2 separate regions of the Mus musculus genome follow, and region 2 is linked to region 1. Evidence: chromatin loops called from intact Hi-C (ENCODE). Cell type or tissue: left cerebral cortex. All regions are shown on one strand.

Region 1 (5,000 bases):
AACTAGGAGCATAGGAAGGGGGTCGATGGGGGGGTCTCTTAAGAAAGCTTCCTGGAGGGGGCTAAAGAAAGTTTCTTGGGGGGGGGGGTGCCAAGTCACTCTGAAAGATGACAGTGTTACTCCTACCCCTCTGGAGGGACAGCAGGTGGACCAGGGATCTCCAAGCCGCACCTGAGTCCCAAGAGGCGGGGACGCATGCGGAGCCCCTGTCATCCCTGGCTCCTGGTGCGCATCAGGTCACACTCACCAAGACCCGCGTGAACCTCTCCTCCAGCTCCCCGGCCGCCGGCATTGGTTGCTTGGGGACGGCTGGCTGCTTCGGGGGCGACGCGGTGGGGCCCGCGGGCTGTTCGGCGCTGCCAGCCGCGTTGCCCATGGTGGTCCCCACCCAGCCGGCCAGGCGCCTCCAGCCTCGGAGATCCAGTTTTCCCTGGGGGTCGCGGACTAGGCTCCGGGAGCCTGGAAGCGAAGGGCAGCGCTGTGTGGCGAGGCTTGGCTAGGTGGCTCTCGGCTCAGCGGCGTGCAGGGGCCGGGGCGCGGCGTCCCATCGCGGCGGCCCCGTCCGAGGGAGCGGGCGGCGACCGAGGCTCGGGGAGGAAGTAGGGTTGCAGGCGGCCGGGGCCAGAGGGCTGGGCCGGGGGCAGGAAGCTGCGGCGCGGGCTCCCCCCTCGGCGATTTTCGAACTTCTGCTGCCGCTCCCGGTGCGCGCAAACCGCAGTTCTCCGCCGCGCACCCGGCCCCAGGGGGGCGGGCTGCAGGGAGGGGGCGGGCGCGGGCGACGGCCGGGGGTCCTCCGCAGCCATGGCGCGCCGGCTGGGGGCTGCCGAGCAGTGCACCTGCGGCGGAGGGGGCGGCCGCCGATGCACCTGCCCGAGCCGGAGCCGACCCAGGCGAGGCCGAGAACACAGCGGCGCGCTCGCCCGGCGCCTCCGGGTCCTAGAACCGCAGCTCTCCACCCTAAGCCCGGCAGTAGGGGGGTCCCTAGGCCCGAGCCTGGAGGAGGCAGACCCCCGGGCGGAAGATTGTCCAACCAATCCGCGCGCGCCTTAGAAACCTAAGGTGGCGCTGAGGTGCGGTTGGTGGGCGTAATTGCTGCTGGGGGTCCCCCTTTGGGGTCCCCAACTAAGAAGATGGGAACCCCCTTCCAGGCCCCCCACCTCTGTGTCTCTCCTCCGTTGGGCCCAGAGATGATCTGAGGACCAGAGGGAATTATCTGCAAACAGGTTGGAGGACAATGACATAGGTCAATTGAGACCTGACCAGATGTGACTGTGCCAGCATCTTCAGCAGTTTTAGACTGGGGGCACTCGTGGAAAAATGAGGTTGGCGAACCTGGAGATCACTGTGGTGGTGCCAAGGAGAAGTAGGGCACTAAGAAGGGTTAAAGGCAGCTGCTAGGCTGGGGGAGGAACAGGCACCTCAGATGGGTGGAAAATCTTGACACTGTCACCATGAGGGACCTAGGCTGGCTGAAGAATGACAATCTTGGCTATCTGATAGTTACAGAAAGATTTCTGTGATAGTGACCAGCAAAGGTAGGTATGGATGTCCTTGTTTCTGTAACGGTAACAAGGGGCCTTTCCGTAGCTGTAGCAAGGGGTCTTGTCCAAGGCCACACAGATAATTAGGGCAGAAACGAGCCTCTCTGTTCATATCCAAAAATCTATAGCCTCGGACTCTTCTTATTTAGGGTAGGAGAGTGGAGAAGGGGTAGGCCTTCATAACCGGGGCTCGAACTCCATCCTGAATTAACACCTCTAATTCTCCCACTTAATCTGTGGGGCTCTTGAGTCAGCCCCTCCCTGTTCTGCCAGTCCATGGGGTGAGGTGCCCTACACTGAGGGAGCCTTGAACTTTCTCTGTGCCAGCCCAGGGGCTCTAAATGGCTACTCTAGGTCATTCCCACCTCTCTAGTTCATACTCAAAGCCACTGACAAAGGATTCAGCAGGAACTGGGAAATTAATTATCTAATTATGAGGAAAACCAGACACAAACCTGCACGCTCCCCAGCTTGACCTGATTAAAGCCTTCCTCCTGCCAAGTTCACCATCGCCCCTGTCACCATGGGAGAGATAGTCTCATTTCATGTCCTGAGCAAGGACTTCCAGGGTGGGTGGAAACAGGGTCTCCTGGAGCCTATAGGAAGGGTACCTGCCCTATGCCTACCTCCATCTTCCTTAGCCTTGACCTTGGGCCTTGCCTGAGATTAGTAGTTGAGAGATTTTTGTTTATTTATTAAAGACTGTACTTCCTGATTCTTCCATAGCTGTCTCTTTCAATTCATCAACAAATGTTTCCTTCGAGCCCCAGCTGTGTGCCCAGCTGTCTGCTTACTGATGGGGCTTCTGGGACTCTTAAGGTGTCCCTAACCTTGGACACAGCCTAGCAAGGAACGGATTCAGAAGCTGGGAGGGAGGGTATCTGCATTGAAGTACTTGTGGGGTCAGTGCCCATGCCTCCTCTGCCCATCACTGCTACTTTGAGGGACACCGAGAAGCCAGAAATTGGGCCTCTACTGCAGTAATTGCCAGCCTGCATCCTCATTGCCAATTGCCTCCCACCCAAAACCTGGTGGAAATAAAGCTAAACTGAAAAGGGCCTATCATGTGGGAAATTATCATATTAACAACCCTACATCCTCCCTCCTGCTGACTAGGAACGTGAGTTACCAAGGAGATGTGATCAATCATCACCTATTCAATTCTGTTGGCTTCATAGAAAGCATCTTCCCAAAACATGGACCACAATGGAGAAAATTCTACCAGCAAAGCTTGGTTGTCAAGTTTAGGAACAATGTTTCCTTTCCGTAAGTCTGCGTTGCCCCCTTCCGTGTGCAGGTGGTATGACAGGCAGGACGGACTGATGGCTGTGGTGATCGATACAGTCACACAGCCAGGGTGACATTTCCAGACCATTGTCACTTTGTCATCTTTAATGGAAGGAATGTGCAGCCATTGGGAACACTCCTAACTCAGGTGACTGAGCATGTATCAGTAGTCAGTAGATGTCTCTTTAAGGAGAAAGGCAAGCTATGGATGTGGCTCTGTGGTCAAGTGCAAAGTGCACAGCATGCACAGAGCCCTGGGTTCAAGCCTCGATACTGCAAGAGAAGAAAGGAAAAGGTTAGGCTGGTGAGCAGGCACGCACATGAACTCTGCACTCTGGATACTGAGGCAGAAGAATGGGGAGTTTAATTAAGAAAATCTGGCTAACAGGCTGGAGAGATGGCTCAGGGGTTAAGAGCACTGGCTGCTCTTCCAGAGGTCCTGAGTTCAATTCCCAGCAACCACATGGCGGCTCACAACCATCTGTAATGATGGGATCTGATGCCCTCTTCTGTCATGCAGGCATACATGCAAATAGACAGAAGGAAGGAAGGAAGGAAGGAAGGAAGGAAGGAAGGAAGGAAGGAAGGAAGGAAGAAAAGGAAGGAAGGAAGAAAGGAAGGAAGAAAAGGAAGGAAGGAAGGAAGGAAGGAAGGAAGGAAGGAAGGAAGGAAGGAAGGAAGGGAGGGAGGGAAAGGAAGAAAGGAAGGAAGGAAGAAAATCTGGCTATCCAGCAAACCCCACTCTTATAAATGACAAAAGGCCACAGTGAGGGGTCCATTGATAGAGTTCTTACTGTGCAGATCTTTAGCACCCAAATCAAAAACCAAATATAGCCGGGCATAGTGGCGCACGCCTTTAATCCCAGCACTCAGGAGGCAGAGGCAGGCGGATTTCTGAGTTCGAGGCCAGCCTGGTCTACAAAGTGAGTTCAGTTCCAGGACAGCCAAGAGCTACACAGAGAAACCCTGTCTCGAAAAACCAAAAAGAAAAAGAACAAACAAATATATATATAACGAGTGCCTGTAATCTCAGCCAGGCAGATGGCAGATTAGGAGTAGGGGTTCCCTGTAGGTTTGCTGTCCAGTGAGCTAGCTCTAAGTTCAGTGAGAGGATTAAAAAAAAATGTAAAAGGGAGGAGGGGACTAGAGAGATGGCTCATAAGTTAATAGCACTGTGTGCAGGCCAGGTACGGTTGTATCCATCTTTAATCCCAGTTCTTGGGAGGCAGAAGCAAGTAGATCTCTATGAGTTTAAGGTCAGACTGGTCCACATAGTGAGCTCCAGGCCAGCCAAGACTACACAGTGAAATACTGCCTCAATACTGCCTCAACACCATCCCACCACCCAGAAAGAGCACTGGTTGCTCTTCCAAAGGACCTTGGTTCCATTGCCACCACCCACATGGTGGCTAACATTTGTAACTCCAGTTCCAGGAGTTCTGACACCCTCTTCAGGTCTCCACCAACACAGCATGCAAGTAATATACAAATATTCATGCAAGCAAAATACCCACACATATAAATTTTTAAAAATATGTATTTATTTATTTATTATATGTAAGTACACTGTAGCTGTCTTCAGACACACCAGAAGAGGGCATCATCTCATTACAGATGGTTGTGAGCCACCATGTGGTTGCTGGGATTTGAACTCAGGACCTCCGGAAGAGCAGTCAGTGCTCTTAAGAGCCATCTCTCCAGCCCCCAAAATACTTTTTTAAATAATAAGGCAGAGACCCAGAAACATGGCCCAGCAGGTAAAGGTACTTGCTACATAAATAAGACCTGAGTTCAATTCCTGGAACTTACATAAAAGTTCAAGAGAACCTATTCCACAAAGCTGTTCTCTGACCACCGCTTCATGGCAAACACACACACACACATGCACGCACGCTAATGATTAATAAAATAAGTTTAAAAAATAAGGAGGAGAGTGGTGAAGGAAGACACTGGGCATTGACTTCTGACCTCCACATGCACACACATAAGCATACTTGCTGCACATGAAAACACACACACAGCTTAGTGTAATAGCACAAGCCTATAATATGGCACTAGTGTGGAGGCGCTGAAAATTGGGTGTTCGGATCCAGCATCGACTTCAGGGTGAGTTCAAGGCCAGCTTGGGCTACATGATACTCTAACAAAGAAAAAGGACAGTGTTGATGAATG
Region 2 (5,000 bases), 390 kb before region 1:
TTGACCAAGGTATCATTGAGAAGAGTGTTGTTCAGTTTCCACGTGAATGTTGACTTTCTATTATTTATGTTGTTATTGAAGATCAGCCTTAGTCCATGGTGATGCATGGGACAATTTCAATATTTTTGTATCTGTTGAGGCCTGTTTTGTGACCGATTATATAGTCAGTTTTGGAGAAGGTACCATGACGTGCTGAGAAGGTATATCCCTTTCTTTTAGGATAAAATGTTCTGTAGATATCTGTTAAATCCATTTGTTTCATACCTTCTGTTAGTTTCACTGTGTCCCTGTTTATTTTCTGTTTCCAGAATCTGTCCATTGATTAAAGTGGTGTGTTGAAGTCTCCCACTATTATTGTGTGAGGTGCAATGTGTGCTTTGAGCTTTACTAAAGTTTCTTTAATGAATGTGGCTGCCCTTGCATTTTGAGCATAGATATTCAGAATTGAGAGTTCCTCTTGGAAGATTTTACCTTTGATGAGTACGAAGTGCCCCTCCTTGTCTTTTTTGATAACTTTGGGTTGGAAGTCGATTTTATTAGATATTAGAATGGCTAGTCCAGCTTATTTCTTCAGACCATTTGCTTGGAAAATTGTTTTCCAGCCTTTCATTCTGAGGTAGTGTCTGTCTTTTTCCCTGAGATGGGTTTCCTGTAAGCAGCAAAATGTTGGGTCCTGTTTGTTTAGCCATTCTGTTAGTCTATGTCTTTTTATTGGGGAATTGAGTCCATTGATATTAAGAGATATTAAGGAAAAGTAATTGTTGCAACAAAATTATTTTTGTTGTTAGAGTTGGCATTCTGTTCTTGTGGCTGTCTTCTTTTAGGTTTGTTGAAGGATTACTTTCTAGCTTTTTCTATGGCGTGGTTTCTGTCCTTGTATTGTTTCTTTTTCTGTTGTTATCCTTTGAAGGGCTGGATTCGTGGAAAGATAATGTGTGAATTTGGTTTTGTCGTGGAATACTTTGGTTTCTCCATCTATGGTAATTGAAAGTTTGGCTGGGTATAGTAGCCTGGGCTGGCATTTGTGTTCTCTTAGTGTCTATATAACATCTGTCCAGGATCTTCTGGCTTTCATAGTCTCTGGTGAAAAGTCTGGTGTAATTCTGATATGCCTGCCTTTATATGTTGCTTGACCTTTTCCCCTTACTGTTTTTAATATTCCATCTTTATTTAGTGCATTTGTTGTTCTGATTATTATGTGTCGGGAGGAATTTATTTTCTGGTCCAGTCTATTTGGAGTTCTGTAGGCTTCTTGTATGTCCATGGGCATCTCTTTCTTTAGGTTTTTGGGAAGTTTTCTTCTATAATTTTGTTGAAGATATTTGCTGGCCCTTTAAGTTGAAAATCTTCATTCTCATCTACTCCTATTATCTGTAGGTTTGGTCTTCTCATTGTGTCCTGGATTTCCTGGATGTTTTGAGTTAGGATCTCTTTGCATTTTCTTTGATTGTTGTGCCCATGTTCTCTATGTAATCTTCTGCACCTGAGATTCTCCCTTCCATCTCTTGTATTCTGTTGCTGACGCTCACATCTATGGTTCCAGATTTCTTTCCTAGGGTTTCTATCTCCAGAGTTGCCTCACTTTGGGTTTTCTTTATTGTGTCTACTTCCCTTTTAGGTCTAGTATGGTTTTGTTCATTTTCATCACCTGTTTGGATGTGTTTTCCTGTTTTTCTTTAAGAACTTCTACCTGTTTGGTTGTGTTTTCCTGTTTTTCTAAAGACTTGTAACTCTTTAGCAGTGTTCTCCTGTATTTCTTTAAGTGAGTTATTAAAGTCCTCCTTGATGTCCTCTACCATCATCATGAGATATGCTTTTAAATCCGGGTCTAGCTTTTTGGGTGTGTTGGGGTGCCCAGGACTGGGTGAGTTGGGAGTGCTGCATTCTGATGATGGTGAGTGGTCATGGTTTCTGTTAGTAAGATTCTTACGTTTGCCTTTCACCATCTGGTAATCTCTGGAGTTAGTTGTTATAGTTGTCTCTGGTTAGAGCTCGTTCCTCCCATGATTCTGTTAGCCTCTATCGGCAGACCTGGGAGACTAGATCTCTCCTGAGTTTCAGTGGTCAGAGCACTCTCTGCAGGCAAGCTCTCCTCTTGCAGGGAAGGTGCACAGATATCTGGTTTAGGACCTGCCTCCTGGTAGAAGATAAGATGAAGGCCTGAAACAGGGCCTGTCCCAGAAGCTGTCTCACTTTGGCTTGTCCCAGAAGCTGTTAGCTTCTGTATTCCACACTCTCATCTGCGCAGACTAGTCTCAGAGGGATCTGGAAACCAAGATGGCTCCCCGAGGTGCTCCAGCAAAGCCCTCCCAGGGCAGGGCAGACACCTCTCCTCTGGCAGGAAAGATGCCCAGATGTCTGGAGCCTGAAATGGGGTCTGCCTCAGAAGCTGTCCTCTAGGGACCTTGGGGGTGTCCACCAACTCCGCACCCAAGGTGACCAGGTGCTGGCACTAACCAGAAGGGACTTGTGACCCTGGTCAGGTCAGGTTTTCTGCTTCCCTAATGCTGTCTCAGGTCCCGCGCGCGATTGGAATGGAACAGAAGTTGTGTTCCACTCACCGGTGGTCCTAAGATCACGTGGAGAGTCCTCTAGGGACTTTGGGGGTGTCCTCCGACTCCACGCCCAAGGTCATAATCTGTACTTTTAATTCAGAATATTGACCTTTACCTAGCAACTGATCCTTGACAATATTGATGCCTCTGTCTGGGTTTTGTTGCTCCATAACTGAAGCCTCATCTTTCTACCATGTCAGCCATTGTAGTTGAGGGTCAGATTCTAAGATGTCTGACATCAGCTCTCTACAGTCTTTTGGAATTATACAATTTTGTGTGGCCCAATTATTAAGTATCTGTCTTACATAGGGTAAATGTAAAGCATAGGGTGTTACTACTTCTTTAAATCTTTTTAAGACTCTGTAAGACTATGATCTTCCGTGCAAATTTCTTAAGCCCTTGTAGATTTCTCATCTGGAGCTAATTGTCTTATTTTAGCTGGAAGGATCATTATAGCTTGTCAAATGGGCTTGGGCTGCCATTTTGCAGTCTTGTCAAAAGGTGGCACCATAGGCTTCAGATTGATTCATCTGAAGAGTTGTCTAATTTTTGTTCTATTGCTTGTAACTTAGCATGGATTTTTTTTTTTTCAGGCCTCTCCTTATCTAAGTTCTTATCCAAGTCCTAAAAAGATCTTTCTTTTTTAAATTATTTATTCACTTTACATCACTATTACAGCCCCCACAACAGCCTCTCCGCCCCCATACTCCCCTCTCCCCCTCTGAGAAGGGGGAGTCCATGCCTCTCCCCCTGGTACCAACCTATCCTGGCACATCAAGTCACTGCAGGACTCGGTGCATCCTCTTCCACTAAGGCCAGACAAGGTGGACCAGTTAGGTTAATGGGATCCACAGGCAGGCAATAGTCAGGGACAACCCCCATTCCAGTTGTTGGAGACCTGTTATGAAGACCAAGCTGCACATCTGTAATGTATGGAGGGGGGTATCTAGGTCCAGCCTATGATTGCTCTTTGACTGGTGGTTCAGTCTCTGGGAACCCCCAAGAGTCCAGGTTAGTTGACTCTGTTGATCTTCTTGTGGAGCTCCTATCCATTTTAGGTCCCTCAATCCTTCCCCCAACTCTTCCACAAGACCCCCCAAGCTCCATCTAATGTTTGGCTGTGTGTCTGTTTCCATCAGCTTCTGGGTGAAGTATCTCAGAGGACAATTATGCTAGGCTCCTGTCTGCAAGCATATCTGAGTATCATTAATAGTGTCAAGGATTGTTTGCTGCTCATGGGATAGGTCTCAAGTTGGGCCAGTCATTCCCTCAGTCTCTGCTCCATCTTTTTTCCTGTATATCTTGTAGGCAGGACACATTTTGGGTAGAAGATTTTCTAGTTGAGTTGGTGTCCTTAACCCTCCACTGGAAGTCCTGCCTTGCTACAGGAGGTGGCCACTTCAGGCTCCATATCCCTCACTGAGAGCCGTCTCAGCTAGAGTTACCCCATAGACTCCCTGGAGCCTTCCCCATCTCCGATCTCTGGCACATCTTAGAGATGACACCCCACCCATCCGCCACCAGTTTCCATTCCCTCGAGCCCTGCTGTCCCTACACATGATTCCTCTGCCCCATTCATCTCTCCCACCTAGTTCCCTCCCTCCATCTACCTCCAATATCTATTTTATTTCCACTTCTGAGTGAGATTCAAGCATTCTTCTTTGTACCCTCCTTGATATTTGGTTTCTTGGGTCTGTGGATTATAGTGTGGTTATCCTGTGCTTTGTGACTAATATCCACTTATAACTGAGTAAGTATATACCTTGCATGTCCTTTTGGATTACCTCACTCAGGATGATATTTTCTAGTTCCATCCATTTGCCTGCAAATTTCATGATGTTCTTGTTTTTAATAGCTGAGTAGTATTGTGTAAATGACCTACATTTTCATTATCCATTCTTTGGTTGAGGGATATCTGGGTTGTTTCAAGTTTCTGGCTGTTAGAAATAAAACTACTATGAACATAGTTGAGCAAGTGTCCTTGAAGTATGGTGGAGCATCCTTTGGGTATTTGCCCAGAAGTGGTATAGCTGGGTCTTGAGGTAGAACTATTCCCAATTTTCTGAGAAACTGCCAGTGTTCACTCCCACCAGCAATGGAGGAGTGTTCACTTTGCTCCACGTCCTGCTAATATGTGCTGTCATTTGAGTTTTTGATCTTAGCCATTCTGATGGGTATAAGGTGGAATCTCAGATGTTTTGATATGCACTTCCCTAATAACTAAGAATGTTGAACATTTCTTTAAATGCTTCTTGGCCATTCAAGATTCCTCTGTTGAGAATTCTCTGTTTAGCTCTGAACCCCATTTTAAATTGGGTTATTTAGGGTTTTTTTGTTTTGTTTTGTTTTTTGATTTTCCATATGAAGTTTAGACTTATTTCTTCAAGGTCTGTAAAGAATTGTGTTGGAATTTTGGTGGGAATTACATGGAATCTGTAGATTGCT

What was found. Peaks named below come from ENCODE experiments on the same cell type or tissue, not always from the same donor. Only the 100,000 strongest peaks of a DNase experiment are listed, where the experiment ranks them.
Region 2: it touches region 1 in a loop (4-fold over the local background); 3 of 42 quality-filtered maps call a loop at or near these places.

The regions. Positions count from the first base shown.
Region 1 is chr11:103,166,689-103,171,688 of GRCm38, reverse strand. It overlaps Fmnl1 (formin-like 1), which reads right to left and starts at 551. Exons shown (of 26, transcript NM_001077698.1): 1 at 248-551. The coding sequence starts at 376. Gm51919 (a long non-coding RNA gene) reads left to right here and starts at 1,113. Exons shown (of 3, transcript XR_003949776.1): 1 at 1,113-1,535; 2 at 2,658-2,807. In left cerebral cortex, CTCF peaks have their summits at 2,835 and 4,386 (motif pointing right); DNase peaks (open chromatin) are centred at 970, 1,182, 1,344, 2,809 and 2 more places; H3K4me3 peaks cover 1,607 bases; H3K27ac peaks cover 2,717 bases.
Region 2 is chr11:103,554,300-103,559,299 of GRCm38, reverse strand. All of the region lies in intron 7 of Gm884 (predicted gene 884), which reads left to right. Among named protein-coding and RNA genes, the nearest start is that of Lrrc37a, 52 kb to the right of the region's middle. In left cerebral cortex, a CTCF peak has its summit at 3,048 (motif pointing right); a DNase peak (open chromatin) is centred at 3,049.